Linked DNA regions of Mus musculus: regions 1, 2, 4, 5, 6 and 7 are each linked to region 3. A link is a loop called in an ENCODE intact Hi-C map of the cell type or tissue named here. Cell type or tissue: heart. All regions are shown on one strand. Region 1 overlaps Cavin1 (caveolae associated 1). Region 2 holds the start of Retreg3 (reticulophagy regulator family member 3). Region 3 holds the start of Ccr10 (chemokine (C-C motif) receptor 10). Region 4 has its middle 13 kb from the start of Cavin1. Region 5 holds the start of Psmc3ip (proteasome (prosome, macropain) 26S subunit, ATPase 3, interacting protein). Region 6 holds the start of Coasy (Coenzyme A synthase). Region 7 overlaps Stat3 (signal transducer and activator of transcription 3).

Region 1 (4,000 bases), 210 kb before region 3:
CTTTCCAGGGCTTAGACTATCAGACACTATAACACAGAGAGAAATCAGAACCTAAAACCAAGCTGTCTTCAGGACAGGTGGGCCTATGGGGTTCCCAGGGGCAGCTTCCGACCCTCTCCAGAGCTCACACTCTTGAACTTGGGAGAGGGACAGTTGGGGAAACAGCAGACTCAGACAATAGCGATGTTCAGTAAGGCATGTAAAACTCCAAGGCAGCAACAGGTCCCAGCCTGCAGAGTCCGGGGAAGAGACAGGAACATCAGGGAGGTGGGTGGAAAATGACTCTCCTAGAAAGGACGCCTAAGCCAGGGACACCCCTGGCTGGCCTGGAGCTTACTCCTTACTCCAGGAACTTCTTCCCCTGCTCTCTTGTGTCTGGGTAACCAGTCTTTGCTTTTATTTCAGCCGCTAATGGCCATCAATACTCCACAGTTGGCCACTTGTAACCAACATAGCACATGTGTCTGTATACACACACACACACACCACAGCACCCCAATAAGGAGCAACAGACCCAGCTTCTTGCCCAGTTTGCCCAGTCAGTGTCTCCTGTAGCTCAGGTTGACCTCAAACTGGCTATATAGCTGAGAGGGACATGGCCACCCAGCTAATTTATGTGGTGCTAGAGATGGATCCCAGGGCTGTAAGCCAGTACCCCAGCCAACAAAGTGAGAGTCCTGTCCCCTGTTTGCTTGTTTGGGGTGGTGGTTGTTGTTTTGAGAGGGTCTCCCTAAGTAGCCCAGGCTGATCTCAAACTCACAGTCCTGCTTCCATAGGGTCCAGAGAGCTTGGAGGCCAGCTGTGCACTACCACACTCAGCTGGCCCCAGTTTTAACGTTACCTCATCGCTTAAGTGACAATAGGCATGTAACTTCCCCTGGTCTGGGCCCCAGCTTCCTAAGACACACAATGGAGAGGATGAAGCTGGTTATCTTCTCAGAGGGCCAGAGCCACAGACGGATGAAATATTCACACAGATAGTGTTGCATTTAGCTTTGCTACCCCACCTAAGCTCCGGGAACGGGCCGCCCTCCCCTCATCTCTGAGGCTGTTGCTTAGTGGCATGCTACCCTGTCCCCTCTTGCTACCAGCTGCTGGCTTTATACCCTTGTCCCACCTTTTAAACTTTGACTTTTACAATAGTCAGATTTGACTTTTAAAACGGGGAGGTAGGTGAGCAGATAGTAAGATTTCCTTCAGTCCTGGGAATGCCCCTAAAAATACCCTGTCTGCTTTGGATTGCACGACCAAGAAAAGAAGCCCAAAGCCATCAGTTAGGCTTGGTAGACACACGCCACAGGGATGAGGCTAAGGGGGTAAAAGGGAGCGTAGCAACAAGCTGCAAGTATTTTTAGATAAAGGTTTAGGGTTCTTCTAGAGAAAGGTACCGGTGATCCACCAGGAGCACAGGAAGGAAGGAATTAAAGGCTGGTGAAATTTTGAGGAGAAGCCAGCAAACCCTCATTCCAGCCATACTGTCCTCTCCTTTAGTGTCTGTGAGTAATCTGATCTCTTCAAGGCTTCTGGGTCCTCTCCCCAGGCCGGGGAGCAAATCCAAAGGGTATCGGCTTTGCCTCATCCAAACTAGCCCACCTTTGGGGGATAGAGGGCAATGGTAAATCACTTTGCCTAGGGCACTTGAGCTTGGAAAAGTTACAATGTCAAGAAAGCCTTTGTTTCCATTTTGTCTCGCCTTCTAGATTCTAATCTAGAGCTGGAAGTGTCAGAATCTTCACTGTACGAGTGGCTGTGTGGATTTCAGCTCTCCTGGGTTGCAAGGTGTTTCAGCCGCCTCCATCTGCACAAATTACCCAGACTTCCCAGAGGCCCCCAGTCTACAACTTTTAGACTTCACTACCCTGTCCAGTAGTGGTGGCACACACCTTTAATGGTAGCACTCTGGAGGCAGAGGCAGGTGGATCTATCTCTGAATTTGAGGCCAGCCTGGTCTACAGAGGGAGTTCCAGGACAGCCAGAGCTGCACAAAAAGAAAGAAAGAAACAAGCAAGCAAAAAGCTCTGTCTCAAACAAAACAAAGTAATAATAACAATAATAATAATAATAAGAACCTCCCCTTCACTAGCTGTTGCCTATAACTCTTACCCTATAGGACAGAATGAGACGCCAAACCACTTGCTTTTGTTGATGGCCACATTCGGGATCCCCACACCAGGAATACGGCATGGGTGGCCAGACATCCTGATCCCAGCACTAAGACACCCAGACCCTTGGGTTCTGTCTCCTATGATATCCCTTTTGCCATATCAAGACTTCCCACACCTAGAGGGGGAATTTAGAATCTCCTTTCTGCTTTCCCTAAAAACTCATATCATATGGGAGCCCTTTTCCAGTCGGTGCCCCCCCTCCACTCCCCACCCCTGCCTTCCTTGCTCTCTCTGCCTGGCCATCTCCTTATCCTGAGTTTCCCATAAACTCTGCCGCCCCCAGTCTTCCCTATTAGGCCTGCCAAGACACAGGGCTATTTTTACCCTATTCTTTTCTCAGACCGTGGACCTCTGCAGACCCGGGAGGAGAGCAGGCCGCTTTCCTCCAACATGGGAGGTTCCACCCCCTCACCCCACCTGGAACATCCTTGGGGCAGCTCAGGGAAGTTTTGCAACTCTGAGCCCCATCCCATGTCCTGGAAGCTGGGTCCTTACCTCTGAGCTTGTCCCTGTCACTTAAGTGACAGAGACACTTCTTTCTTTTGAGATTTATTTATTTTTTAAATTTTGCGTATGGGTGTTTTGCCTGTATTCATGTCTGTGCAGCACCCTTGCTGAGGCAGAAGAGGGTGTTGAAACCCCTAGAACTGGAGTTAGATTGTTGTTAGCCATCATGGGGGTGACTGGTTCTCTGGAAGGGCACCCAGTGCTGTTTATGACTGAGCCATCTCTCCACCCCCAGTCCCAAGCCACTCTCCCTTAATTCTTCCCTCCTCACTCACTGGCTTGGTGTTTCAGATACAGTCAAAGCCATCTAGTGCATGCCCCACCCCACCACACTAGTCAGATAGTGATGACTGTCCGATGCTGGAGCTGGAACAGATCAGAGAGGAGGATGACCCCATCAGAGAAGTCGTCCACCCACTCAACACTTGTCCTTTCTCTCAGAATCACCCTCCTCAGCCTGGGGAGGTTTACCTCCAGGTTGAGAATGTCCCCAGACTGCACAACCTGGTCCATTTAATGAGAAAGTCACCTGTCCAAGTTCTTTGTGACAAGCACAGAAGGAGCGAGCTAGCTTACTTCTCTTTCCCTAAACATCACCTGTGTGGCAAGGGCCGCACCGGTCTCAAAAACAACCCACAGGACCCACACCTCCTGCTTCCAAGCATTAGACTGAGTGGAAATGGCTTTCTAAGTCAACACTCTTCTCCTACCCAGTGGGTGCTATAAATGGGAGACGCAAAGCTTTTTTTGTTTGTTTTAGACTGGGTTGTGTTATATGTCCCAGGTTGCTTTGGCCTCTGAAATGATTGGGGCCCCGGGTAAACACCAGCCGGGCAAAGCTTTTTGCAGGCCCCTTGAGAGAGTACCCCAGCAGTATGTAGAGGCAGGAGCTGGGAGCAGGCCTGCTCTGCCTCTGGCCTACCACCAAGGATTCCAAGAATATGGTCTGCTCCATTCTTCCCCAGACACTGTCCCATCTGCATCGCTCATGGTTACTCTTAGGGAAACTAAGCGAAGGTCCTCATCTCACATCACATGGTTACTCTGGGGCATCTTAATCAAGAAAGTCTCTGAGCTTGGTGATCACAGCCCCTTTACAAAGATCTTTGAAGGTAGAGCACGTTTCCATTCCCTTCAGGAGCATAAACTAACCCTACAACCATCACTCCTATTAGGAGTAGAAGCATCAACTAGGCCCAAGCAGGAGGACGCAGAGCTCAGCACATTCCCTCCCAGGGAAAGAGCACTAAGTCCACACTCAGCTCAGCCTTACTCTCAAGGGGGTCAGGGATGGGGAGCGCAGGGACAAATCTGCACTGCACTGACTC
Region 2 (4,000 bases), 55 kb before region 3:
TCTGACCTAACTTAGTGATACTTCTTCAATTCGTTGAAAATCTAGTCATTCTTTACTCTACTAAGTGAAATGACAACACTCACAAAGACACTACTGAGGAGTGAACTGTGTTTAGCCCTCAAAGAAATTCATTCTCCCAAAACAATTCTATAAGTGCCAATGTCTGACTACTTTAACCCGCTTGGACTTTAATACTATCTGTACCCCTCCCAAGGTATGAGTCCCCTCTATAAATGACAAGCTCAATTGTTTTTTAAGTCTTAGGCCACACTCACTTTGGTGGATCTCTCCCCCACCTCCTGCATTGTGGCTACACAGCAGGCATACTACCCGGAAATGCCAGAGATAGGGATCAGTCACAACTTAGCACAAGAGGGGTTCTGAGAAAGATTCTAAACGCAGACTTAGCCTAAGTAAACACTATGGTACAGCATGGTGGCCAGTGTCAATAGCCCCAATCCTCGGGAGCTGGGAGCAGGAAGGTCAGAAGTTCAAGGCCTGCTCTGTGGAGAGGATATTTGGAGCCAAAAAAGAATACACTGTTGAGGACCAGCAAATCTGTTGCAGCTTTGAAATGTGTTCCAGAGCTAGAGAGATGGTTCGGTGGCTAAGAGCACATACTGCTCTCCCAGAGAAGTTCAGTTCCCAGCAACCCCCACCTATCTCCAGCTCCAGGGGGATCTGATGCTTCTAGCCTCTACAAGTACCCACAACTCCTCACGACCACCCCATCTCAGGACCACACCCCTATACACATACACACACACAGGCTTATTCAAAGAGTCTCATCTCTTCTGGTTGTAGAAGCCTCAGTGATATGTCAGTTCCCTTGGAATTTGATCAGTACTATGGTTATTAATAAACCCAAACCATGGTTGGTAGACTCGATGAAGCCCAAACTCCTCCTAGGTGCTCTCATTTTTTCCAGAGAATGAAACACACACTTTAATATAAAGCCACTTGTCCAGTGAAAGAGAACTCAACGGCTCTCAGACAGCCTCAAACTCCTTGAACCACAGCTAAGGTCTAATTTTTGGGGGGAAGCGTTGCAATCCTAAGTGGCTCTGAAACAGATGAAAGATCACCACTGTTTTTTAATTTTTTCCTTCTTAATACATCTACTTTTCTTTCAAGCTGAAACTCCACACAAACTTCACCAACTTGACTGGGTGAGACGGTATCTAACATGCTAATAATCCATGATAACCGGCTCAAGCTTGTTTTCCTCCTCACACCCAGGGATACCCTTCTGCCTCTCCTCCCATCATCGTTAAGTTAAAACCTCTCGGAACCACCACCCTGGGGCAAGCAAGAGAAACGGAGGAAATGGTCTCGAAGTGAAATCACTTTCTCTCGCTAACAAGAGGCACCCCGGCTTACTGCGAGCGACACGGGATGGTACCAGATTCTCTGGCGAGTCGTGGGGGCAAGTGGAGAAGACCAGGAAGGCCCTGCGAGCACCCGGGGTGCCAAAGCCTGGAGGCAGGCGGGATGCTGGGGAAAGTGAAGCATTATCAGGCAAGTATCAGAAGCAGCCAGGGCGACGAAAGAAGGCAGGACAGGGCAGGTGAGAGATCGACACCCCCCCCCCCAGAACAACCTGAGGAATTCCCGCCTAGTAGGGTCAGTGAGGGTCCGGGTGTCTCACCAGAACGCCGCGTTCAGCCCCAGGCACCACAGGGCGCTCCTGGCCGGCCGCTCCCACACCAGGGCTGCCTGCACCCGGCTCAGCAGAGGCTCGTAAGGGCCCAGCACCTCCACCAGGGTCCGCTGCGCCGCCTCAACCTGCTGGTCGCGCTCCCAGGAGCCGGACATAGCTCGGCGGCCCCTGAAAGCCAACCCCGAAGCTGGACCCGGGGCCGCGGCCACCCCTTCAGCCTCCTCCATCTCCCCTTCAGCAGCCACAACATCCGGGGCCACGGCCCGGGAGTCACAATAACACCGACTGCGCAGAAGCACGATTTGGCTGCGGCCGGGCGGAGAAGGGGCGGGGCGGGGCAAGTGCCGGAACGCCCACGCGCGCATGCGCAGACGCTCCGGTGCGCATTCATCAGACGGAAGAGAACACTGCGTCGAAATGCGTTCCCGGCGCTGAGCGCGATTCGGAGCCGCGCACGCGCAACTCGCACGACTGAAGCCCGATGAAGGAGGAAATTTCATCTGCAGAACCCAGCTCCCATTGGAGCGGAGAACGATTAGGGGTGGAGCGCATTGTCTGGCGCCTGCGTCTTGCCGGCGAGCGCGCTAGCGGTCGGCGGTGTTGCTGGCGGGAGAGACTGCAACGCCGATGTCTGAGGAGCGATGCCGAGAGAAATCATCACCCTACAGTTGGGCCAGTGCGGCAATCAGAGTGAGCGAACCTCCCAGACCCTCTGCCTCCCAGGTTCCTTAGGTGCAAGAGGCCCTCGCAATAAGGTCATAGCTTCGGTCTGTCTGCAGAATCCTAGTTCTCCCCCACAAAGGCGATTCCCAACCCTGTGCCCAACTGCCTAAAGCCAATGGACCTTCCCCTGTCCAGTCATTGGCCTAGACACTAGGGAGTCCCAAGGCTAATCTAGATCCCTAGACCCAGGCGTTCAAATCCCCCACTGGCTATTTGGAACCTACCCAGACTCACGTATCTTTTTTCTTCACCTTCCGCCTCCCTCTCTTAGTTGGGTTCGAGTTCTGGAAACAGCTATGTGCCGAGCATGGCATCAGTCCCGAGGGCATCGTAGAAGAGTTCGCCACGGAGGGCACTGACCGAAAGGACGTCTTTTTCTACCAGGTGCTCCCCCAAGTGACTTGACCAGGACCCTGGCGGGACTGGCAGCGCGATCTGGTGCTGGGAAACTCTGAGTGGATGGATGGGAACAGAGTGGCTATCTTGAGGGAGAGCCTGCAGGAGCCAGAGTTGGGAGGCTTCAGGACTTGACCCATCCTGGCTTCCCTCTGACAGGCAGATGATGAGCACTACATCCCCCGGGCTGTGCTGCTGGACCTGGAGCCCCGGGTGATCCATTCCATCCTAAACTCCTCCTATGCTAAGCTCTACAACCCAGAGAACATCTACCTGTCGGAGCATGGCGGAGGAGCTGGCAACAACTGGGCCAGCGGATTCTCCCAGGTCATTTGCTGTTCCCCTGAAGGGCTCTCAACTCTGTGGGTGGGCACAGGCCCTGTGGTTTTTCTACAGATGAAACTAGGTCAGAGATGTTCGAGTGCTGAGTAAGATAGCCATGGCTCCAGGAGCTAACTGGAACGCTAAGGACGCAGTCTAGCTAGTGCTTTGTTGCAGGCCATTTAAATACTTTCTGTGTTATCTTTGTAAACCTCTGACTAACCCTAGAAGTAAGTACCATGGGTTTATGATATTTTATCTACTTCTTCAGACTCAAAACAAAACTCTGAAATCAAAGATATTTCAAACTTCACTTAGCAAAACCAATGCGCAATGGAGAAGGAAGGCTATGTTGATGTATCTCGTTACCTTATTGTCAGCACTCAGGCCTCTCACTGTAGAAATGTCTGATAACACACCTCCAAGCTCCACGGCTGTATCAGTACTGTTTATTTGGCAGGTTCTAGGAATGTGCTAAACATCACATACTAGACAAACTTAGATTGCTGAGCTATGCATCACATCCACAGCCTTGACGTGATCTTTTTGTTAAATATGAATATTTATTTATTTTGAGAAAGTTTCTCTACTTAGCCTTGGCTGTCCTGGAACTCACTTTGTAGACCAGGCTGGCCTCAAACAGAGATCCACCTGCCTCTGCCTCCTAAATGGCGAGGTTAAAGGTGTGCTCCGCCATTGCCCAGCTAATATGCAATTTATGATTGTATGCCCAAAACTACCTTTCAGAACCTGAAGAATTTTGATTTCTAAAAATATCTGGTCCTGTGGATATTAAATGGCGAAGTGTGGACCTGTGTTTTACTTTTAGTGAGGAAACAGATAAATCTTCCTGAAGTCAGATGACTAGGTGGGCATGAGCTACAGTGGTAGAGATGGCTG
Region 3 (4,000 bases):
CCCAGTAACACCTCTCGGAAAATTTGCAAATTGCAATCCCCCTCATTCATATATATATATATATATATATATATATATATATATATATATATCCTAGGTAGAAAAGTCCACCTTGACATTTTTCTATTTCTTCTTAGGCAGGATATTGTTATTATTATTGATCTTCCTGTCTCAACCTCTGGAGTGGCTGGGGCTACAGGTATCCAGTCCACACACCATCAGACTCAACTTTTTAATTAGCGTTTTTCTTTGCACAGCAGGACTTTAGAAGGGATCCAAAAACCTACCCCAAACTAGAATCTCTTGCCTCCAGCCTCTACCAGACCCACGCACGTACAGCTGGGGACAGCATCACCCCATACATTTCACACGCTGGGATCTAGGTACTTGCTAAAGCAGCCACTACTGGATAGCGATAGGGTTATTAGAAAGCCCTTTCTTACACTGACTCCCGAGGAGAAACCCCGCCCCTCCTCACCTGGCAGCTTTCCCACCTCACCTCGGTTGGCAGAGACCGAGTGAAGCATAGGGCGTGTCAGTACTCAAAGCTTTAGCCGACTCAGCAACCCCTGTCCCTTCACACCTCCCACTGAGACGCAAGCAGGGGCGTGGGGTGTAACCCACTGTCTTGGCCTTGCTGCAACCAAAGCTGGTAATTCAAAAATAGTAACAGTAGTTGGGTTGCATCTCATTTGCACAGAATCAATTTAATTAAGCGCAGAGGCAATCTCTTTAGATCCTGAAGTCTTTCTCAACGTCCCCCTACTTACTCCCCTTTCTATTACCCTCCCTGGGATTGTTTCTTTAGCCCTCCCCCTTCTCTGGAATTGTAGCCCTAGTTGTCCCAAGAGAGACTGTGGGTCTCAGTAGGAGCAGAGCAGGAAGAAAGGCGGAGTCGACGGGGGCAGCGGCCACGAGGGTTGGGCTTCGGGCTGCATCCTCCGCCCTGGAGCAGCCTCCGCAGGTCCCGGCGGAAACGCAGGCCCAAAAAGGCATAAAGCACCGGATTGAGGCTGCAACGGACCAGGGTCAAGCCGCCGGTGACCAGCAAAGCTAGATCCTTGCGCTTGCTGGAGGAGCAGCTCCGCTCGCGGGCTGCCAGTAGATCGGCTGTATCCAGCAGCAGGGCAAGGCTGTAGGGCAACTGCAGCACCACGAAGGCCACCACCAAAGCCACCACGACGCGCAGTGCACGCCGCCGCTCTGGCCCCCTGGCGGCCAGAAGCGTGCGGCCCAGGAGCGCATAACAGGCTGCCATGACGCCCAGAGGGAGCGCGAAGCCGAGGACCACCTGCGCCACTGCGCTTGCCCCTTTCACAGTCTGCGTGAGGCTTTCGGGAAAAATGAGCCGACAGCGTCGTTGGCCTTCACGTGGCCCGTCCCGGCTGAAAAGGAGCGCAGGTAGAGCCAGAAACAGCGACAACAGCCACACGAAGACTGAAACCAAGTGCGCTCGGCTAGGCGTTGAGGGCCGCTGCCCGGCTGGGAGAGCTCGTGCGATGGCCACATAGCGGTCGGCGCTGATACAGGCTAGGAAGAGGAAGCCAGCGTGGAAAGAGGCCGAGTAGAGGCCTGAGATGGCACGGCAGGTGGTACTTCCTAGATTCCAGCCCTGAAGAGCCCCTGCTGCAGCAAAAGGCAAAGTCAGGGCCAATAAAAGGTCAGCCAGGGCCAACTGGAGCAGGTGAACGGAGGTGGGAGATCGGGTAGTTCGTCTGGCTGCCAGATGGGTGGCCAAGACTAGGCCATTGCCAGCCAGACCCAGTACAGCCACCATCAGGGAGACACTGGGTTGGAAGGCCCGACTGAAAGCCTGGACATCAGCCTTGTAACAGAGCTCTGGCAGCGGCCCAACCGAATAGGCCTCCTCATCGTACCCGGAGTAAAGTCCCCAGGAGACCTGGTGGCATCAAAATGAGAAGAGGGACCGTGTAAGACATTCCCACACCCTTCCATCTCACATAGGTGCCTCATTCAAAGCCTCAATACCAGATGACTCTCTCTCTCTCTCTCTCTCTCTCTCTCTCTCTCTCTCTCTCTCTCCAGATTCTTGCTAGTGTGCCCTGAACAGGCAGTTAAGCTTCGCTTGCAGTCTCTCTAACTCTGCTTCCAGCTTCCTGGATGACCTTGAGCAGCCACCGGCTTTTTCTGGACGCCACTTCCTAAATGTGTTTTACCCGGTGTAGAAAAGCCCCGTTCAGCCCACCTGGCAAGCTAGCAGTGAGCACTGTTGAAACCGTGCAAGATAATAGACAACAGAAACATCTAACTCGCCCTAGAGCAAGCATTTGTATTATTAATAAATCTCAGCGCTTCTGTTCGCTTTGCAGTGCCCTCTCCTGGAAAGTAAGTCAGATGCAGGGCTTTGCTTCAGCCCTGGACCCTAGACTTCAAGCTTAGGCTAAAGGGGCTTCTGTTTCCTTTCCCTTCTCTCCTCCCCACCCTACTGTTAGAGCACAGATGTATTGAAAACATTCACACCAAAGGGGTCTTAGGTAGGATTTGTAGGCTCCTCACAGGTGCTAGATGACAGAGGCCTGCTGTCAGGCAGGGAACCCCATCCCTTTCCCCTTCCCCACCCTCTCTGCAACCCTTCTCCCCCTCCCTGCCCCGACTCCCACCTGCTCTGTGGGCTTGGTCCCCATCTCTGGCTACAAGGGTTTCTGAGGTACAGCCACAGAGGCTAAAGTTAAATAACTAGCGGGGGCAGGAAGGAAGGGGTGGGGAGGAGGGCCAAGGAGGAGGGTTCACGTTTCCATCCCACCTTGCCCGATTTCTATCTAGTCAAAGGAAAAGGAATGCTTGCATGGTCTTGCACAAGTTTTGTTTTCCTCTGAGCCTTCGCTGTGTAAAGTACAGTAAGATGAAAGCACGGAGTTGACAGTTACAAAGGTGTCCAGCACTGAGCCAGGAGCACGATTCACCTTCAGAAAACATTTTTATTTTTATTTATTTTATTTATTTTTTTTTTAGATTTTAAATTTGCCCTTCATTCCATCTCTAGGTGTCCTTCTTCAAAGCTTTTTCCTTTTCATGAAAATGCTAGGCTCACCTCGCCTCCTCTGACTTCTCTTTTTTACCACCCTGTAGCCCCAGTCCTTGTCAGCCTTGGGTTAATTGGGGGTATTTCCCAACGGCAGGTTGTCTACCCCGCCCTTTCGTAATAGGGCTGAGGCATGCGCTTGCGCGGGGTCCAGGAAAAAACGTGCGTGCCAGGAGAAAGGCTGGGGGAAGGGGGCAGAGAGAGGGAGGGAGAGGGAGGGAGAGAAGGAGAGAGAGAGAGAGAGAGAGAGAGAGAGAGAGAGAGAGAGAGAGAGAGAGAGAGAGAGAGAGATTGGGGGTAGGAGAGAGGGAAGGGTGGATAAGGACGGAAAAAAGCTTTGGTCAGCCGTGAACCCAGGAGAAAAGCTGGGGGCCTGAGCCAGAACGGGAGCCCTAGCGGCGCAACAAGGCTGACACCCAGCGTTGGTCAGCTCCGCATGATGAGTCTCCGGCTCTTCAGCATCCTGCTCGCCACGGTGGTCTCTGGAGCTTGGGGCTGGGGCTACTGTGAGTGCTGGTCTCAGAGGCAGGTGGGATTTGGTGCAGGAATCTGGAGCTTGTAGGGCGAGTCCTACACCGCATTGCGGCTGGGTGGTCGCCGGTCCTTCCCTGTACGCGCCAGCTCGCTCCCGTCTTTTTCCTACCTCTCCCCAGCGCTCCGCAATGCAGCTTTGAGGCTGCTGAGCGCGCACCACTGCTGTCTGGTGCTGATCTCTGATCTGAGGAACCAGTCAGCCCAGGGGATTTGGAGCTGTTAATCCAAGCGGGAGCCGGTGCCTAGGTTTGAGGTTAAGGTTGGCTCTAAGTGTGGTACTGGTGACCCAGGCTAGAGTTGAGGCTTTTCCCTAAGGGGCTGGGGCTAGAATTGGGAGCTGACCCAGGAACTAGGTAGGGTTTGTGGTTGAGGCTGGGTTTTATGGCTCGAATTCAAATAGGAGTTATTGACCCTGACTAAGGC
Region 4 (4,000 bases), 190 kb before region 3:
GCCTCTCTATGTAGCATGACTGGCCTGGAACTAGCTATGTAGACTAGGCTGCTCTCAAACTCACAGAGGTCCATCTGCCTCAGTCCCCTCCGTGCTGGAAGTTGAGATGTGAGTTATACATTTGGTTTACAATCAAACCCCAGACCTTATGCATGGTAGGTAAGCACTTCAGCCCCAAAGATACACCCCTCAGCTGGATAACTGCCTCTTTAAAGGGCTCCCTTCAACTGGGGCAATAGCTCCTCATTCCGCCCTTGACTTTGATAGCAGACCTTTTGAAGGTTATAGGACACTCATTCTGAAAATGTTGCCCAAGTTCCCATGAGATTAGGTGGAGGGGATTTGTCACAGCAGGGACAGCGGAAAGAGGGAAGCTGAGTTCCTTTTCCCAGGTAGACAAAATATGTGACCTGCCCATTACTACAGCAGTTAACCCTGGTCACTTCAGGGTCAAGGATGCCATCTGCCAGCCAGATTTCCCGTAGGAAATGACTCCTTATCTCTCTTATAAACTGTAAATATTTTTTTCCAGAGCAATATTTTATGACTAGTTTAATATTCAATTTCCCAATAAACTTCTGCTCATTAGTTTAAGAATGCATTGAATTTTCTGATTGAATTATTGAGTTCTATGATAGCTATTCAATGATAATTTTTTATTTAAGTTTATATTTATTTATTTATATGTAGTTATGTATTTGTGGGTACAAATGTTTTGACAGTATGCATGTATGTGCACCATATGCCTGCCTGTTGGATCCTCTGAAACTTTTTGTGACCTACTTTATGGATGTTGGGAATGGAGCCCTGGTCCTCTACAAAAAGCAGTAAGTGTTCTAACTACTGTACCATCTCTCCAGCCTTAGACTGGTAAATCTCTAGTTCCATTTTATTTCTTCTCTACCCAAATTGATGTTCTCCAAGGGAATCTCTCTCTCTATCTCCTATTTGACTTATATAAACTATAGACTTTCGAATTACTATTTTGTTTAATGATGTATAATTTTATTTTTACTCTCACTATTTTGTTTGTGTGTTACATCTCCTGTAGCCTAGGCTAGGATTGAATTCTTTTTTTTTTTTTTTTCCCCTGAGACGGGGTTTCTCTGTATAGCCGAGACGTGCGCCACCACCGCCCCCTTTAGGCTTGAATTCTTAATCCTCCTCCTCCTCCTCTATCCATTACAGGCCTGCTTTCACGTCCACCAGTAGCATCGATTTATGCTTGCTCACATTGTCCCAGATTTGGAAGTAGAAAGCCCTCCAGGCTAGTTTATGGACCATTTTGCTATGTGCACACCACTTCTCAAACCTTCTCATATTGTTTCCTACAAGATACTCGATGTTGCCAGGAAGTGGTGGTACAGGACTTTAATCCAGCACTCCCGAGGTAGAGGCAGGCAGATCTCTGTGAGTTCCAGGCCAGCAAGGCTACACAGAGAAACGGAAAACAAAAATAAAACCCAAACCAAAGCAAACACAAGATACTGGATGTGAACTCTCCCAGCTCCTCCCTGGCAGTGTTATTTTGTTAGACCCTGCAGCAGGCTCAGCTTGTCTACCTGCAGCAACGGCGGCAGCACCACTGAAGGTTAAGGTGGTTAGTAAAGGTCCGGTCTATTGAAAGAAGAAAAAGGAAGGAAGGAAGGAAGGAAGGAAGGAAGGAAGGAAGGAAGGAAGGAAGGAAGGAAGGAAGGGAGGGAGGGAGGGAGGGAGGGAGGGAGGGAGGGAGGGAGGGAGGCAGAAGAGAGAGAGTCGGGATCACAATACAGTGTTTGCTTGGAACACTTGAGATCCTAAAATCAATCCTCTGCCCCGCCCCACGGTAACCCTCTTGCACCACTAAAGCAAACCAAACTCACTATCTGGTAGCATAAAATCATACAGAACAATTGCAAGTCCTTAAGTTTTGTTTGCTTGCTTTTGAGACAGTCTCCTTTAGTCCAATCTGGTCTCGACTTCTCTGTGAAGTCTGGGATGGCTTTAAATTCCTGATTGTCTTGCCTCTCCTTCCTCAGCGTTGGATGACAGGTGTGTGCTACCCCATCGCGTTAACGCTGGGCAGTGGATCCCTTGGTGCGTGCTAGACCAGTTCTCTATTAAAGGATCTGAACGAACCTCCAGCCCTAGCGGTAAGTCATAAGCACAGGGCTTAAATATCTTAACCAGAGAACGCTGTACTCAGTGATCAACAGGCAATCTAGGAAGTCAAGAACTGAGTCGCATCGGCTCCTCTTCTGCTTCTGGGAGGGTAGCAACACCAGCTTCGAGGTGTCTAAAGACCCTACTACAACAATAGCACGGCCCAGACCCCGCCTTAGAGGAGAGTGAGGGTCTCCCAGAGCGACCCTGCGGGAGGGGCGGACCAGCTTCCAGCTCAGCTCTAAATTATCCCACCAGAGGGCGCTCTGGTGCAGCAGTGAGTGTGCCTGTCACTATCTGGGCCAAGGCAACTCAAGCCCTTTCTGGATCTCCTCTCTTGCCTCTTCTGGTAAGCCCTCCATTGAGAACCAAACGCTGGGTAAAGTTCTGGGGCGCAGCTGCATCTTGAGGAAGAAATCACCACCTGTTTGATGGGGTGTTTTTCAGAAAGGCAGGCCTTGTCTCCATGTCTTAGAAACTTGACGGCAGATCCTATGTTCTGCTGCAAAATGACTTTGACAGCATGTTTGGAGTCCTAACAGGGAAGTTCAGCTATCCAGTAAAGGTAGCTATGTTCCTTGCCGTTATTAATGTAAATATGTATCATACACTGGAAGCGAGCCGCCTCTTGGCTCCACGTGCTGCACAATCCTCCCCCGCTTTGTGAACTGCCTTTTATTAATGATTTGGGGAAGCGGGGGAGGTGCTACAATTTTAAACATTTTTTAATTTTTTTTTCATATTAGGGTAAGTCTTAATTTGAAAAAAGAAGTCACAAGGTCTCTGGGAAATACTCTGAACCAGGTAAAAACTAGCAAGAGTGTTAGGTGCGTGCCACATTGGCATGCCATGGTTCTCCAGAAGGTTCCACACAATTTCCCACTGTGTAGCCCTGTTTTTAGAAGTCCTTACTGAGCGGTAGACACTGAAGCACGGAGGTAAAGGGACTTGTGTGGAGTCAGACTGCAAGGAGATGCACAGGAAGGGCCCAGAAACCATCATTCCTTTTGTTGTCTTTGATAATACGTATAAAAACCAGAAGAGGGTGTTTCAGTCAAGGCATGCTGTAAGCTGCCCAGTGCCGGTATGGGAATTGAAGCCTGGAAGGGCAGAGCACATTCTTTTGTTTGGTTGGTTTGGTTTTGCTTTTTGGTTTGAGGTTGATGTTCAGGGTTTTGTTTGTTTGGTTGTTTGGTTGTTTGGTTGTTTGGTTGGTTTGATTTGGTTTGGTGTTTTTGAGACAGGTTTTTTCTGTGTAGCCCTGGCTGTTCTAGAAATCACTCTGTAAACCAGGCTGGCCTTGAACTAACAGAGGTCCACCTGTCTCTGCCTCAAAGGTGCTGGGATTAAAAGGTAAGGGCTGACACCACCTGGCAACATTTATTAAGTGTGTGTGTGTGTGTGTGTGTGTGTGTGTGTGTGTGTGTGTGTGTGTGTGAGAAAGAGAGAGAGAGAGAGAGAGACATACCGAGAGAGAGACACACACACACAGAGAGAAAGACCTTACTCCTGTGATTGCTGAGAATGGTTTCATTCTCGCAGTAGATGGGGCAAAGAGCTCTTAATTTTAACTTTAAGTTAAAAAAATTAACTTGTGCCGGGCGTGGTGGCGCACGCCTTTAATCCCAGCACTTGGGAGGCAGAGGCAGGAGGATTTCTGAGTTCGAGGCCAGCCTGGTCTACAAAGTGAGTTCCAGGACAGCCAGGGCTACACAGAGAAACCCTGTCTCAAAAAAAAAAAAAAATTTTAACTTGTAGGGCTGGAGAGATGGCTCAGCAGTTAAGAGCACTGACTGCTCTTCCAGAGGTCCTGAGTTCAATTCCCAGCAACCACATGGTGGCTCACAACCATCTGTAA
Region 5 (4,000 bases), 79 kb before region 3:
GAGCAGTGATGACACGTTAGATTTAACAACTGCAAAATAAATAAATAAATAAAATTGAGCTAGCCTGGGCCACGTAGTGAGGGCTAATCTCAAAAAAGAGGGTGGATGGGGGTAATCAGATATAATTGACAAATAGCCACACATATCAGGTGTATAAATAAGAGAGACAAAGACTTACATTCTAATCTCTGGGTTGAGAAGAGAGGTTTCCTGACAGAAAAATGCTAGAAAGCCAATTAGGGGGCAGAGAGTAAGCATTCAACATTGGCCATATCGATGCTGGTACTCAATATTATCTGGATAATAATTATCCAGAGAGAAGTCTGGGTAGGAGAATGTAAATTTGATGTGTTTGGGGTAGTGGGGCAGAGGAAGAGGAAAAATGATTTGGCAGGAAACGATAGCAGAAACGAGACTAGGAGTTGTGAGTCAGGGTCTTCCTTTGTTCATAGCTCAAATGAACACTGATGAAGGCAGCGTGCAGCGTACAACTGACTTAAGAGTATCTGAAGCTCTTTCATACCACTGATTAGATTATTTTGTGAGGTGCCTCAACACTTTTTTTTTTTCCCCGAAACAGGTTTCTCTGTGTAGCCCTGGCTGTCCTCGAACTGAGAAATCCACCTGCCTCTGCCTCCCAAGTGCTGGAATTAAAGGCGTGCGCCACCACTGCCCGGCATGCCTCAACACACGAAATGCTGAGATTCACTCAGACAAGCTCTCAGGTGAGTGTTAATCTGAGTTCTCACCTGATCGGCAAAATAAATTTTCTGCTTGCCGTAGGTCTTCTCTTTGATCTTGCCTTCCTGGGCCAGCTGATCCAGCGCCTTCACTACCGCCTAGCAGAGGAGAGGGTGAAACAATTAGCGCGACCCCAGACGGGGGAGATTTCTGTTGTGACAAGGAAGGCAGGACCCAAGGCTAACAAGGGAGTCCAGCGGGGAGGGAGCCCCCGCAAAGGGGGTTCTCACCGCCTTGCCCAGTCCATGTTCCTTCTGTAGGTTTCCGAACACGTCCTGGGCGCTGTAGGGCCGGTTTTGTTCTTGCAGGTACCTCAGGATGATCCCGGGGGCTGCGGGAGACGAGGTAGGATATGGGGGTCACCTCCGACCCCCTCTCCTATTCCCCTCCCGGGTCTTGCGGGCTTTGCCGTTACCTCCAGCCGCAGCCTCGGCCCGGCTTTTACTCATGGCCTTTCCCGCCACCAAACTCGAGAGCTGGACTGGTCGGTTGCTCCGGGAAACGCCTCCTTCCGGTGAGGAGGCGGGACCTTAACGCTGATTGGCTAAGGAAGAAGCCTGCCGGAAGAGTACCCGGACCTTCCGGGACCCCGTAGCCCTAGTAGCGGCTGTCAAGAAGTCGCAGTCCCCGGCCTTAGTGACAGGTCAGCGGCCGCCTCCTGGGCCCGCAGTGCTGCCTGTGGTGAGCGGTCCTTTCTATAAGCCGCCAGACCCTGTTAGGCCGAGTTTGAGCACTCGTGACCTTGAGCTAAACCCGCGTGGTGTGGGAGCCGGGTCATCTACCACGCCGCTCAAGGGTGCACAGAGCTAGTCCTCCACAGGAGTGGGACTAGTTTTCTCACGTATAAAGGACCTGTAGGTACTTTTGTCAGAGGGTGGCTGTGAACGCCAAGGACACCAACGATTTTCGTGTCGCATGTAGGGGGCGCTCGACACCTAGTGTCATTTGAACGCCCAAGAAAGACGGTTAGGAATGGGGGCTACTCAAGCCACAAAGCTTGAAGTCTCCAGTTATGAGCTGCCACACCTGGCAGGTGCTTTCCATTCCTGACCACAGTGGCCAGTCCGGAGGAGCCTGAAATAAATATTTCTAGTTTCTGAGGTCTGCTGACGGTCAAAGAGCAGCTGTCCTTGCAGCTCAGTGGAAGGGCACAGTATTAATTTTTCAGTCCTTCAACCTAAAACTTCATTAAGCCATTATTCAGAGCCCGGCGAGGTGGCGCACGCCTTTAATCCCAGCACTTGGGAGGCAGAGGCAGGCGGATTTCTGAGTTCGAGGCCAGCCTGGTCTACAGAGTGAGTTCCAGGACAGTCAGGGTTACACAGAGAAACCCTGTCTAAAAAAACAAACAAAAAGATAAATCTAAAAGAGAAAAAAAATAACAATTGACAAATGCCCGCAAGGTATTAGTTATATTTATGTCTTGGTTGTAGGGGGGAGACGTGGCCTCAAGAGGGAAAAACAGAAAGGGCAGGAGGGTCCCTGACATCCACCTGGGCTTCCTCTTCTGAGGATCACCACACCAGATTAGCTATTATCAGATTAATGAGAAGACTTATCAAGGAAGTACACAACGAAACAGCAGTCTCTTAAAAGATTGTTCTCATACAAGATTTATTCCCCTGCACCCCCCCACCCAGCCCAATTCACAGTGGAGGACTTGGGAGATTCAGAGCAGGTTCCACTGGTACAAGAAAAGACCTGGATTTGCTTGCTCCCCTTCCCTCCCTCTTCCTCTTGCCAACTCCCAAAGCATGAAGCTACACACACTCATGCAAACACGCAAAACCCCAAGCCTTTCCCTCACCTCCCTTTTTTTGTTCTTTTCCACATCATCGAGTTCACCTGTAAGACATCTACCTGGCTCTAAGGAAAGAGATGTCCAAAGTATTTGAGAACCCTAAAGTGGGGAGATGCCATTATTATGCCTAACTTTCACACTCACTGACTATGAAACAGGCACCTGCCATTCCTCTTCTCACTGTTATTCACTCCCTGGCCTCTATCTTGTCCATCAACCAAGAGCAAAAGTGTTAGCACAACCCCCAACCTGCAGCACATAAAAATGGGCTCTGTCCAACATCCCTCACCCAAACACAAAAGTGCTGGGGGAGTGGTCCCTGAGGATCAGCAAAGGTTAATGCAAGAGGGAAAGAGGATAGAAGAATTTGGCTTGAGCTCTGATTTGGGAGACAGAGAGGCAGTATGCTGGCACAGGTTGAGAACCAATGATCATTTAAGGGGTTTTCACATGATTTGATTCGGGGCTGCAGAACACCTACCCTTGAGAATGGTCTCTGCTGATTACCAACATCCTTACTAACTGGGCTCATCCTTACAGGAGTTAGGAAGTGGTATGGTAAGAAGAGCTGGTGGCTCTTGGGATGAACGCCATGGCCATTTGTAAAGTGCTACTTTGCTATCCCCTGTGTAATTAGTGCTTCTCCAGAGGAGGAGCAAGGGAAGGAGGAGGGACATAAACATGGATATGATATTGCTTTGCTCATTGCTCAGATTGATGGTCAAATGGAGCCAAGGGTTAACAGCACCAAAGACAACCACACAGCTCCAGGAGCTTTCATGAGACCTCAAGGTAGGCACTCACCAACCCAGCCAGCCAGCTGATCCTACAGCTCACGGTGATATAGCAGAGGCTCAGCCCCACAGCATGTTCACATTTCTCAAACTCTGCAAGCACTCTGGAGTGCTCAGGGTCAGCCCTCTAGAAATGAAGATGGGCTCAGGGACAGGAAGTGGGCCTGCTCTGCAGAACCAAAGGGCACACTTGCTTTGAGAACACAAATCAAATCATGGTAAAAGACACAGATGATAACTCCTGTAGCTGCTGCCTGGCTTCTGTGGCTCCAGTGAGGTGAGGAGAAGAGATGGGCTCTTGTATCAGTGAGGGCCCCTGAGCACCCAGACCTAAAAGCAAACAGCACTACCTCCTCAAAGGGGAATCAAATCCCTACTTTGTTGCCCGTGTACCACCCTGATGGAGAGAAGCCTCCCTTGGGGCGGGAGTATGTTCTCACTTCAGTGACTAAGCACAGATACGATGTCTCACTGGCAGCAGGTAAGAGTACGTTCTCTTAGCAGGCCTCTGCATCAGCCAGGCCACCCAGCACACAGATAAAATTCAGGGGACAAGACTGGGTTCTTCCCTTGCCCCATCACAGTAAGTGGGGTGGAGGAAAATAACCTACAGCACAGTGACCCCCCTCAAAGGAGTCTCTCAGTGGCTCCTAGAACTGGCAGG
Region 6 (4,000 bases), 92 kb before region 3:
CTGCGTGCTGGGACCTTAGATGTGTGCAACCACACACTTCTCAGAATCATTTGAAATAGTGCCAGCATCTTCATGGGTCAAGATAAGAGGGCTGATATCCAAGGTGCTAGGCTAAGGGTTTTTTTTTTCCTTCCAATAAATTTATTTATTATTATTATCATGTATCATGTGGAGGGGGACACATTCCATCGTCGCAGTCACACAGAGTACGGAGATCAGGTGACAAGTTTGTACTCTCTCCCACTACAAGGTTCAATGATTGAACTCAGGTCTTCTGGATTGAACTGTAAGAGCTTCTAACCCATAAGCCAGCAAGTTGGGACAGGCTTTAACAACCACCACCGATTTTTGTTGAATAGCGTTGAATAGCTGGCCTTGAAACTGCTATGTTACTAAGGATGACTGAAATGTCTAATTCTCTGTCCTCTCCTTGTGAAACTAGGGCCAGGCTTGTGGTCCCCACCACTAACACATAATCATGTGTTCCCATGTATATGGGCAGGTGTGTGTGTGTGTGTGTGTGTGTGTGCATGTGTGGAGATCCACAGTTAAAGTCAGGAATCTTGAGTTGCTCCTTATTTGTTGACCCGGAGTCTCACTGGACTTGGAGCCTATGATTCCAGCTTGTCTAGTCTAACACCTTGGCCCCAGGATCCTAGGTCCCTGTCTGCCTAGTGCTGGCATTACAAGAGGACACGAAGGGAAGACCTGGGTTCTGGATATCTGAATGGGGTTCTCTGGGCTTTATCCATGTGCACCTGAATCCTTTCTCTTTTTCATCTGTATACCCTTCTGATCTCATGACCTCCTTAAAAGCTTCATTGATAGTTGTTTTTGTTGTTGTTTCTTTGTGTTTGTTTTTTTGAGACAAGGTTTCTCTGTAGCCCTGGCTGTCCTAGAACTGAAACTGTAGACCAGGCTGGCCTCAGATTCTGCCTGCCTCTGTCTCCCCAGTGCTGAGATCAAAGGTGTGGGTCACCAGTGCCTACACTTGCCGTCTTTTAACTGGTTCACTTTCCCTGGTCTGTGATTGTATTGATTTGTCAGGTCTTTGCTGTTTTCCTGAGCTACCCAACCTGAAAAAGTAACCCTTGCACTCCAGCCTGGGTCTTTCCATCTGATAAATCTTCTTTACTGTCTGATCACCACCAGATGTACTGTGGACTTATTATGTATTGACACCATCCCAACCCCTTCACGCATCTACTTCAGGGAACTTTGTTCTCTGTTCTCTCCTTTTTACCTAGAACAGTTCACTAAATAGACACTCATTGACTAAAAGCAACACTGTGTGGGCTACACGGTAAGATTCTGTTTCAAAACAAACAAACAAACAAATACAAAATGTAACTGTGCCAAATGTAAGACTAACACATGTTTTGATTCCCTTAAACGCCTCTCTAAAATCCAGTTTGAACTGTCTCCTGCAAGAATCTTGATTCCTTAACAAATTAGTTACTTTACAAGGCCAGATTTCTGGACCACAGCACAAGAGTCTCCTCTCCTCCTGTCTGGCTGCAGCACTCCCGCCCTTCCCAGTCCAGGGCCTTGCTAGATAATTCAGGCTGATCTCAAATTTGCAGCGATGGTTCTGGGATCGCACATCAGCGCTCGGCCCTTTACAGGAATCTAGAGGCTAGTTTGCTTCCTTTTTCCGCTATCTCCGTGGATTTGAGATATTTTCTGATGGGCGTCTGGCTTTCCCTTCACGTCCGCCACTACCAAATTTATTAACTCTCCAGTCCTCACTAACTTCTCCGCGAATCCGGACCTCTAGGTCTTCTTCCTTTTCCCCCACCCCGGGGCCAGATATCCCCGAAGCGCTAATGAACTATCCTTGCAAACCTAAGCACGGGGTTAGACGACGCGCAAAGAATTCTATAGAAGGCACCAGACTTCGCCTCTAGGTGTCCCAAAACACTCAGAAAACCAATTTCCTGTGTGTGAAATGGGGATGTGGGTAGAGATATCTAGTAGCATCGCTGGGAACATTGGCTCAGAACAAGCACAGCAAAGCGATCCGACTGTTCCCGATCCTGGCTTTGCCACCTCCTCCTGGCAAACTGGAAGAAGCAAACAACACTGGGAATCCGCGAAAAGGGCTTTGCAGCTCTCTCTGCTCGCTTCGTCTAAGTGGATTCGGTGCCAGGGTTTCGCTCAGCCCGGAAGCCTCTGCCCTCGGCCCCGCCCCGCCCCGCCCCGCCTCGCCCCGCCCCAGGAGTCTCTCGGCGATGCTTTGTTTGATTGCTCTGAGTTCCCGTAGCTCCACGCTTTGAGGCTGGTGGGTAGTGCTTCCGGGCTGCAGCCTAGGACGCCTCCACGGCGGTGTAAGTAGAAGCAGAATCCCAAGAACTCACTGAGTAGGGAAGCAGCCCGAGCCACAGCGTCCCCTCTAGTCCCTCGCCTCCGAGTCTTCGCAGATGGCCGGTTCAGCCTAACAAGAGGGGCTGGGATTCCTGAAGCCCCAGTCCCATGACTCAGGGGTTCCTGGCGGGTTCCCCCTGCCAGGATTCCGGTTTCTATCAGCGAACGCTCCCCTGCCCTGCTCCAGGTCCCTCTTGAGTCCGAGTTCCCCTACAGGCCTCGGCCTCAGCCTGCCTAGTCATTCTCGCTTCGTCTCCCTGACTGTCTGCAGGCCTGGAGAGCATGGCCGTGTTCCGCTCAGGCCTCCTGGTGCTGACAACGCCGCTGGCCACCCTGGCCGCACGCCTGCCTCCCATCCTGACCTCGGCGTCCCGCCTGGTGAATCACACCCTCTATGTGCACCTGCAGCCGGGCATGAACCTGGGGGGACCCGCTCAGCCTCAGGCCAGCCCTGTGCAGGCCACATTTGAGGTTCTGGATTTCATCACGCACCTCTACACTGGTGCCGACCTGCACAGGCACCTGGACGTCAGAATTCTACTGACCAATATCCAAACCAAGAGCACCTTTCTCCCTGTGCTGTCCTCAGTCCAGAATCTGGCCCACCCTCCAGAAGTGGTTCTGACGGACTTCCAGACCCTGGACGGGAGCCAGTACAACCCTGTTAAACAACAGCTAGAGCGTTATGCCACCAGTTGTTACAGCTGTTCTCCACAGCTGGCTTCTGTGTTGCTGTATCCGGATTATGGAACTGGAGAGCTGCCTTTGGAGCCCCCGAATGCCCTCTTACCCTCTACTATAAGGCCGGCTTCCCCGGTTGCCAGATCTCCAAGGCAGCCTGTGCGTGGCTACCACCGTGGGGCCGTGGGTGGCACTTTTGACCGCTTGCACAATGCCCACAAAGTGTTGCTCAGTGTTGCATGTGTACTGGCCCAGGAGCAGCTTGTGGTGGGAGTAGCTGACAAAGATCTGTTGAAGAGTGAGTGAAGGGACCCTGGACTAGGGCAATGGAAGGCAGCCTTCACATTTTCTTGTTCTTCCCCAATGCCAAGATCAAGGAAGGGTAGGGCCACTTCTCAACCTTCCAAAATGCCACAATGTCTGACACTCTGTTATTGCTAAGGGACGTTTGTTTGTTAAATGAATACATGTGGTATCTTTAGTCTGGGGTTCAGTCACTTTTTAACTGAAGTCAGAACTTCCCAAATGGGAACCAAGGACTCTGCACTTCATGGTTGTCCAAGTGATCGGCTCGGAGGTTTGAAACGCTGAAGATAAATGGATAGGAGATGATTGGGGGTGACCCAGTACTGCCATCAACAGTGAGGGGACTCTAAGAATATAGTAGTTCTTGGGGGTTCTCCACCAACTGATACCTATTGGTCCTGCTGCTCTGTAGGCATTTCTTAACTTGTTCTTGGAGTACACGTCAGCTCTCAAAGTGACTGATGCTTGTTTTCCCTTCTGTACCCCCAAACCTGTCCCTGTCTCACCCTTTCTTGCTGCCACTGCTTGGGAGGATTTCAGTGCTATGGGACACTCTTCCCCAAATGGGGAAAGATCTCACCGTTCCTCGCTCCTTCCTCAGGCAAGTTGCTCCCCGAGCTGCTCCAGCCGTATGCAGAGCGCGTGGAGC
Region 7 (4,000 bases), 280 kb before region 3:
AAAAAAAAAAGAACAAACACACACACACAAGCCATCAAACTCTGGTCTCCAACAGAAAAAATAAAAACTCAAGCTTTTTAAACACACAAGGTCACTCTGAGCACTAAACAAGCCCAGCAGCTACCAGCCCTTCACGGTAACTCTCACCCCATGTCCTCCCTATTCCTGGGGACAACTGAGCACACTAGGACACTAGAAATGAATGCGAAACTGGGAAGGGCGGCCACTTACGGTGTCACACAGATGAACTTGGTCTTCAGGTACGGGGCAGCACCTGCAGAGAGGAAACCCGGGCTTTAACAGATTGTGACTTGCTTTGAGAACATGCAAGAGGAATCCTCCTGCCTCTCCCAGACGGCGTGAGCCAACCTTACAGAAACTGCCCAGACACCGCAGTCCAGCTCTTAGGGCTGTCCTCCCTCATCACATGCTGCTTGCCATCCAGTCTTGCAGTTTGAAGTTCTATCTCTTCCATAGAATTTCCTGAGCTGCAAAGACTTCTGCAGAGACACCTGCCCCACCTCTACCCAGCCTACCGTCAACTCTTTTGTTTTTGTTTTTTGTTTTTTTGAGACAGGGTTTCTCTGTGTAGCCCTGGCTGTCCTGGAACTTACTCTGTAGACCAGGCTGGGCTTGAACTCAGAAATCCGCCTGCCTCTGCTTCCCAAGTGCTGGGATTAAAGGTGTGCACCACCACTGCCCGGCCTACCGCCAACTCTTGTGCATCCTTCCCCACCCTGCCTGAGCGACCAACCATCTTTGTGTAGCGTTAGGCTTCTCCTGTGACCTGGTCACACTTGTGAATTGACTTCCCTGTTTGGTGACCAGCCCAGACACCAACAGGACTAAATGCTTACGTGCTGGAGGCTCCAAAGCCACTTCCAATCAGGAAAACATACCCCAGCCACTGGGAGACAGGACACCAGGTCCGAGAACATGTGCAACAGCCAGGAAACCTGGCCAAGGCGCCATCTCTTTCATGTGTGGGACAGAGAAAGAGACAGGACTGGCTGTCTTCCATCTCTGCCGTTTATGTTGGAAATGTGAGGACTGAAATGTTAGGCCAAGAAATCTGGAAGCCCTGGGGACACTGGCATGAAGCCCTGGGGGTTCAGTTAATGATGCTCGCAGCGGGCCTGGGGCTGTGTGGGTAGGCTAAGAAAAGCACAGACAGAACACTGGGGCTTACAAGCATCCAGCAAGACAAACCCCTGGGAGAAGCCATTAGAAAGTGCTCTTAGATGAATATGCAAGCTCATTTGTGGCCAAGAAACAGGTTAACTCAGCACAGAAGCAAAGGAATTATTGAGGCAACTGTGCTGCCTACAGTTCTAGAAAAGGTCTCTAGAGTGAGAACTGTCACCTTAAAGAGACAGAGGGGATCAGGGAGATGGCTTAGTGCTTAAGTCATCTGTCACCAAGCCTGAGCTCTGTCCTCAGGGGCTACATGGTAGAAGGAGAGAGCTGACACCCTCAAGGTCCTCCAACAAGGACCACCCCCAACACACATGCATACACAATAAGTTAGAGCGGAGAAGAGAAGACTTTCATTCTCCAGTGGTCAAGAGAGAAATATTCTTTGACCCGGCCCGAGGTAGGAGTGCGGGACACAGACTGGAGATGGAAGAGAGAAGGAACATCCTGTTGCTGCCTGGTGAACTTGCTCAAAATCCCTCCAGAGGAGCACAGGGTATATTACAGCCTCCTGACAGACAAGGAAGACCCAGGACGAGGCTCCGGGGAGGTCTCTACTGCAATACTCCTGTAGCAGGGGCAGAGGACAGGGACATACAGGCTCACCTCCCTAAGGGGATCATCTGAACCCCCTACCCTTCCATCATCGGGCTCCGGAGCCCCCAGTGCACTCTCCCTAGGCTCACAGGCAAGCCCATCAGGCAGTGGGCTCCTTTCTCATGCCCAGGCCTTGCCCCTGAGGAATGTCTCTGGGCAGCCTACACAGGAATGGTGATGGAGGTGGATGCCTGACCAGGGGCCTGGATCTTGAAAGCAAAATTAGTCAAAAGGATCAGTGCTCGGACTTCAAAGTCCTCTGTGAAAAGAACAAAGACCAGTGTGAGAGGGACTGATAAACAGATCTTCCAACTGAAGGCAAGGTGGAAGCAGAGATAAGGGACAGACAGGAAGTGAGAGCTGAACTCCTCCACAGAATGAAGAGAACTCAACAGCAGAACAAAGGGAAAGGAAAGTAACCGTCAACAAGCGACTCCTCCAAGAATGGTGGGCAGAGCCGGGGAAGCTGTGTGCAGGTGCTATGTGAACAGAAGCGGTTGGTGAAAAAACACCAGAGCAAGGAGGCCGGCTCACACAAGGCACCTCAGAGCAAGGAGGCCGGCTCACACAGGGCACCTCAGAGCAAGGAGGCCGGCTCACACAGGGCACCTCAGAGCAAGGAGGCCGGCTCACACAGGGCACCTCAGAGCAAGGAGGCCGGCTCACACAGGGCACCTCGGAGCTCAGCATGTGCAATGATCAACAACAGTCTTAGAAAACCAGACTCCTCACCAGCATAAGGACAGAGGCAAGCGTCAATGCAACAAGTTTGAAATGGCTTCAGACCAGACACCTCTGACTCTTTACACTGGGACCGCCCCAGACACTACAGACTTAACACAACATAATTTCTATTTTTCATATAATTTATACCAGCAGTTCTCAACCTTCTGAATGCTATGACCCTTTAATACAGCTCCTCATGTTGTGGTGACCCCAACCATACATTACTTTTTCTTACTACTTCATAGCTGTAATTTTGCTACAGTTATGAATCATAATGGAAATCTCTGTTTTCCTATAGTCTTAAGCGCTCCGTGAAAGGCTGAGAAATGCTGATTTACAGCCACACGCACTCCCACAGAGTAGATGCATCTTGTTTCTAAATGCCAAGTCCACATTCCCTCCAGTCATCATCTCTGGAACATCAACACCTCCAGCTTGATGTCAGCTCTGCCCCAGGCTGCCAACAGCCACTGCCCCAGAAAGCCTTTCTTCAGACTCCTGGCACTGCTCACTCAGGACAGCAAAGCATGCTGGACTCAAATCTGTCTCGGGTCTTCTGGAACCCACTGACTGGAGAAGCACCAGAGAGACCTGCCTTCATTTCTCTTTCTAGTGTTTTAAAGTGGCGGGGTGGGAGGGAGGGGGAGATGGAAAGGGAGAAGAGAGGAAGAGGGAGAGATACTATTTTCATCTTCAGACTTCCAAGCTCCCTGAGGGCTGATTCTGTCCTCCTCTTGAATCCTGAGTTAGTCACCCTGTCAAGGAACCCAATAAACCACTCTTTCCCAAAAGAAGGAATCACCAAGCCCTGCTCCCACAAGATACTCAGCCATGTCCTTGTCTCTCCAAGGATGCGTACTTTCTCACTAGGAAGGAAGGCAAAGCCATGGAAAGTCAACAACTACCTGGGTCGGCTTCGGGGTGCTCCTGGCTCTCGGGCCTACAGTACTTTCCAAATGCCTCCTCCTTGGGAATGTCGGGGTAGAGGTAGACAAGTGGAGACACCAGGATGTTGGTCGCATCCATGATCTTATAGCCCATGATGATTTCAGCAAATGACATGTTGTTCAGCTGCTGCTTGGTGTATGGCTCTACAGACTGGATCTGGGTCTTGCCTGTCACGGACCATGGAAGGAGAGATTATGCCAGTGGAGTGAGTGCTGGAGACTCTGAATGCCCTGCCCAGTGACTTGGAACTGAGGCAATATCCAGGCGGGCTTGTAGAGATCCAGCTGGCTCATAGGCAAAAACACCTGCCGCAAATGTATTAACGGGGTAGGCAGGAAAGGGAGTACAGAAGTAAGATTTCAATCACACTTTTCTACACAAATGTTAGCCAAATGAGTGAACAGGACAAACTGGCAGGCCACCTCTTCAGGAGGCACAGGCCCTCTCTGCCCTTCAGGGGGCAGTAGTACCCAGAACATGAAGTAGCCGGGTGCTGCCAGTGGCCAGCAGGTGGAGCAAGTGATACAGGAGGCAA

The links. A loop is a pair of places that touch in the nucleus more often than their neighbours do. Peaks named below come from ENCODE experiments on the same cell type or tissue, not always from the same donor. Only the 100,000 strongest peaks of a DNase experiment are listed, where the experiment ranks them.
Region 1: it touches region 3 in a loop (2.3-fold over the local background); 3 of 42 quality-filtered maps call a loop at or near these places.
Region 2: a loop joins it to region 3, with 3 times the contacts of the local background. A loop is called at or near these places in 17 of 42 quality-filtered maps.
Region 4: it touches region 3 in a loop (5-fold over the local background); 20 of 42 quality-filtered maps call a loop at or near these places.
Region 5: a loop joins it to region 3, with 4 times the contacts of the local background. A loop is called at or near these places in 27 of 42 quality-filtered maps.
Region 6: it touches region 3 in a loop (5-fold over the local background); 27 of 42 quality-filtered maps call a loop at or near these places.
Region 7: it touches region 3 in a loop (2.5-fold over the local background); 6 of 42 quality-filtered maps call a loop at or near these places.

What each region holds. Positions count from the first base shown.
Region 1 is chr11:100,965,084-100,969,083 of GRCm38, forward strand. All of the region lies in intron 1 of Cavin1 (caveolae associated 1), which reads right to left. Among named protein-coding and RNA genes, the nearest start is that of Cavin1, 3.5 kb to the right of the region's middle. In heart, a CTCF peak has its summit at 2,443; DNase peaks (open chromatin) are centred at 878, 2,498, 2,998, 3,628 and 2 weaker places; H3K4me3 peaks cover 3,238 bases; H3K27ac peaks cover 4,000 bases.
Region 2 is chr11:101,117,893-101,121,892 of GRCm38, forward strand. Retreg3 (reticulophagy regulator family member 3) reads right to left here and starts at 1,949. Exons shown (of 9, transcript NM_026501.3): 1 at 1,649-1,949. The coding sequence starts at 1,887. It overlaps Tubg1 (tubulin, gamma 1), which reads left to right and starts at 2,225. Exons shown (of 11, transcript NM_134024.3): 1 at 2,225-2,350; 2 at 2,655-2,767; 3 at 2,939-3,106. The coding sequence starts at 2,302. In heart, CTCF peaks have their summits at 1,762 and 1,961; a DNase peak (open chromatin) is centred at 2,039; H3K4me3 peaks cover 3,274 bases; H3K27ac peaks cover 2,429 bases.
Region 3 is chr11:101,172,779-101,176,778 of GRCm38, forward strand. Ccr10 (chemokine (C-C motif) receptor 10) reads right to left here and starts at 2,665. Exons shown (of 2, transcript NM_007721.4): 1 at 2,622-2,665; 2 at 220-1,900. The coding sequence starts at 2,645. The coding sequence ends at 836. Cntnap1 (contactin associated protein-like 1) reads left to right here and starts at 3,339. Exons shown (of 24, transcript NM_016782.2): 1 at 3,339-3,549. The coding sequence starts at 3,480. In heart, CTCF peaks have their summits at 2,342 (motif pointing left) and 3,464; DNase peaks (open chromatin) are centred at 613, 943, 1,673, 3,753 and 4 weaker places; H3K4me3 peaks cover 3,051 bases; H3K27ac peaks cover 2,781 bases; H3K27me3 peaks cover 787 bases.
Region 4 is chr11:100,981,177-100,985,176 of GRCm38, forward strand. No RefSeq gene overlaps it. Among named protein-coding and RNA genes, the nearest start is that of Cavin1, 13 kb to the left of the region's middle. In heart, no CTCF peak of the experiment used is centred here; a DNase peak (open chromatin) is centred at 2,395; H3K4me3 peaks cover 788 bases; H3K27ac peaks cover 947 bases.
Region 5 is chr11:101,094,187-101,098,186 of GRCm38, forward strand. It overlaps Psmc3ip (proteasome (prosome, macropain) 26S subunit, ATPase 3, interacting protein), which reads right to left and starts at 1,249. Exons shown (of 8, transcript NM_008949.3): 1 at 1,157-1,249; 2 at 972-1,072; 3 at 750-839. The coding sequence starts at 1,190. It overlaps Retreg3 (reticulophagy regulator family member 3), which reads right to left. Exons shown (of 9, transcript NM_026501.3): 9 at 2,136-4,000. The coding sequence ends at 3,977. In heart, a CTCF peak has its summit at 1,642; a DNase peak (open chromatin) is centred at 1,265; H3K4me3 peaks cover 1,925 bases; H3K27ac peaks cover 1,680 bases.
Region 6 is chr11:101,080,364-101,084,363 of GRCm38, forward strand. It overlaps Hsd17b1 (hydroxysteroid (17-beta) dehydrogenase 1), which reads left to right. Exons shown (of 6, transcript NM_010475.2): 6 at 1-164. Coasy (Coenzyme A synthase) reads left to right here and starts at 2,202. Exons shown (of 10, transcript NM_001305982.1): 1 at 2,202-2,327; 2 at 2,636-3,343; 3 at 3,953-4,000. The coding sequence starts at 2,647. In heart, a CTCF peak has its summit at 1,914; DNase peaks (open chromatin) are centred at 2,268 and 3,158; H3K4me3 peaks cover 2,031 bases; H3K27ac peaks cover 2,114 bases; H3K27me3 peaks cover 1,097 bases.
Region 7 is chr11:100,889,655-100,893,654 of GRCm38, forward strand. Stat3 (signal transducer and activator of transcription 3) reads right to left here. Exons shown (of 24, transcript NM_213659.3): 21 at 3,420-3,632; 22 at 232-274. Among named protein-coding and RNA genes, the nearest start is that of Stat5a, 32 kb to the left of the region's middle. In heart, CTCF peaks have their summits at 1,664 and 1,869; DNase peaks (open chromatin) are centred at 1,047, 1,835 and 2,997; H3K4me3 peaks cover 264 bases; H3K27ac peaks cover 2,013 bases.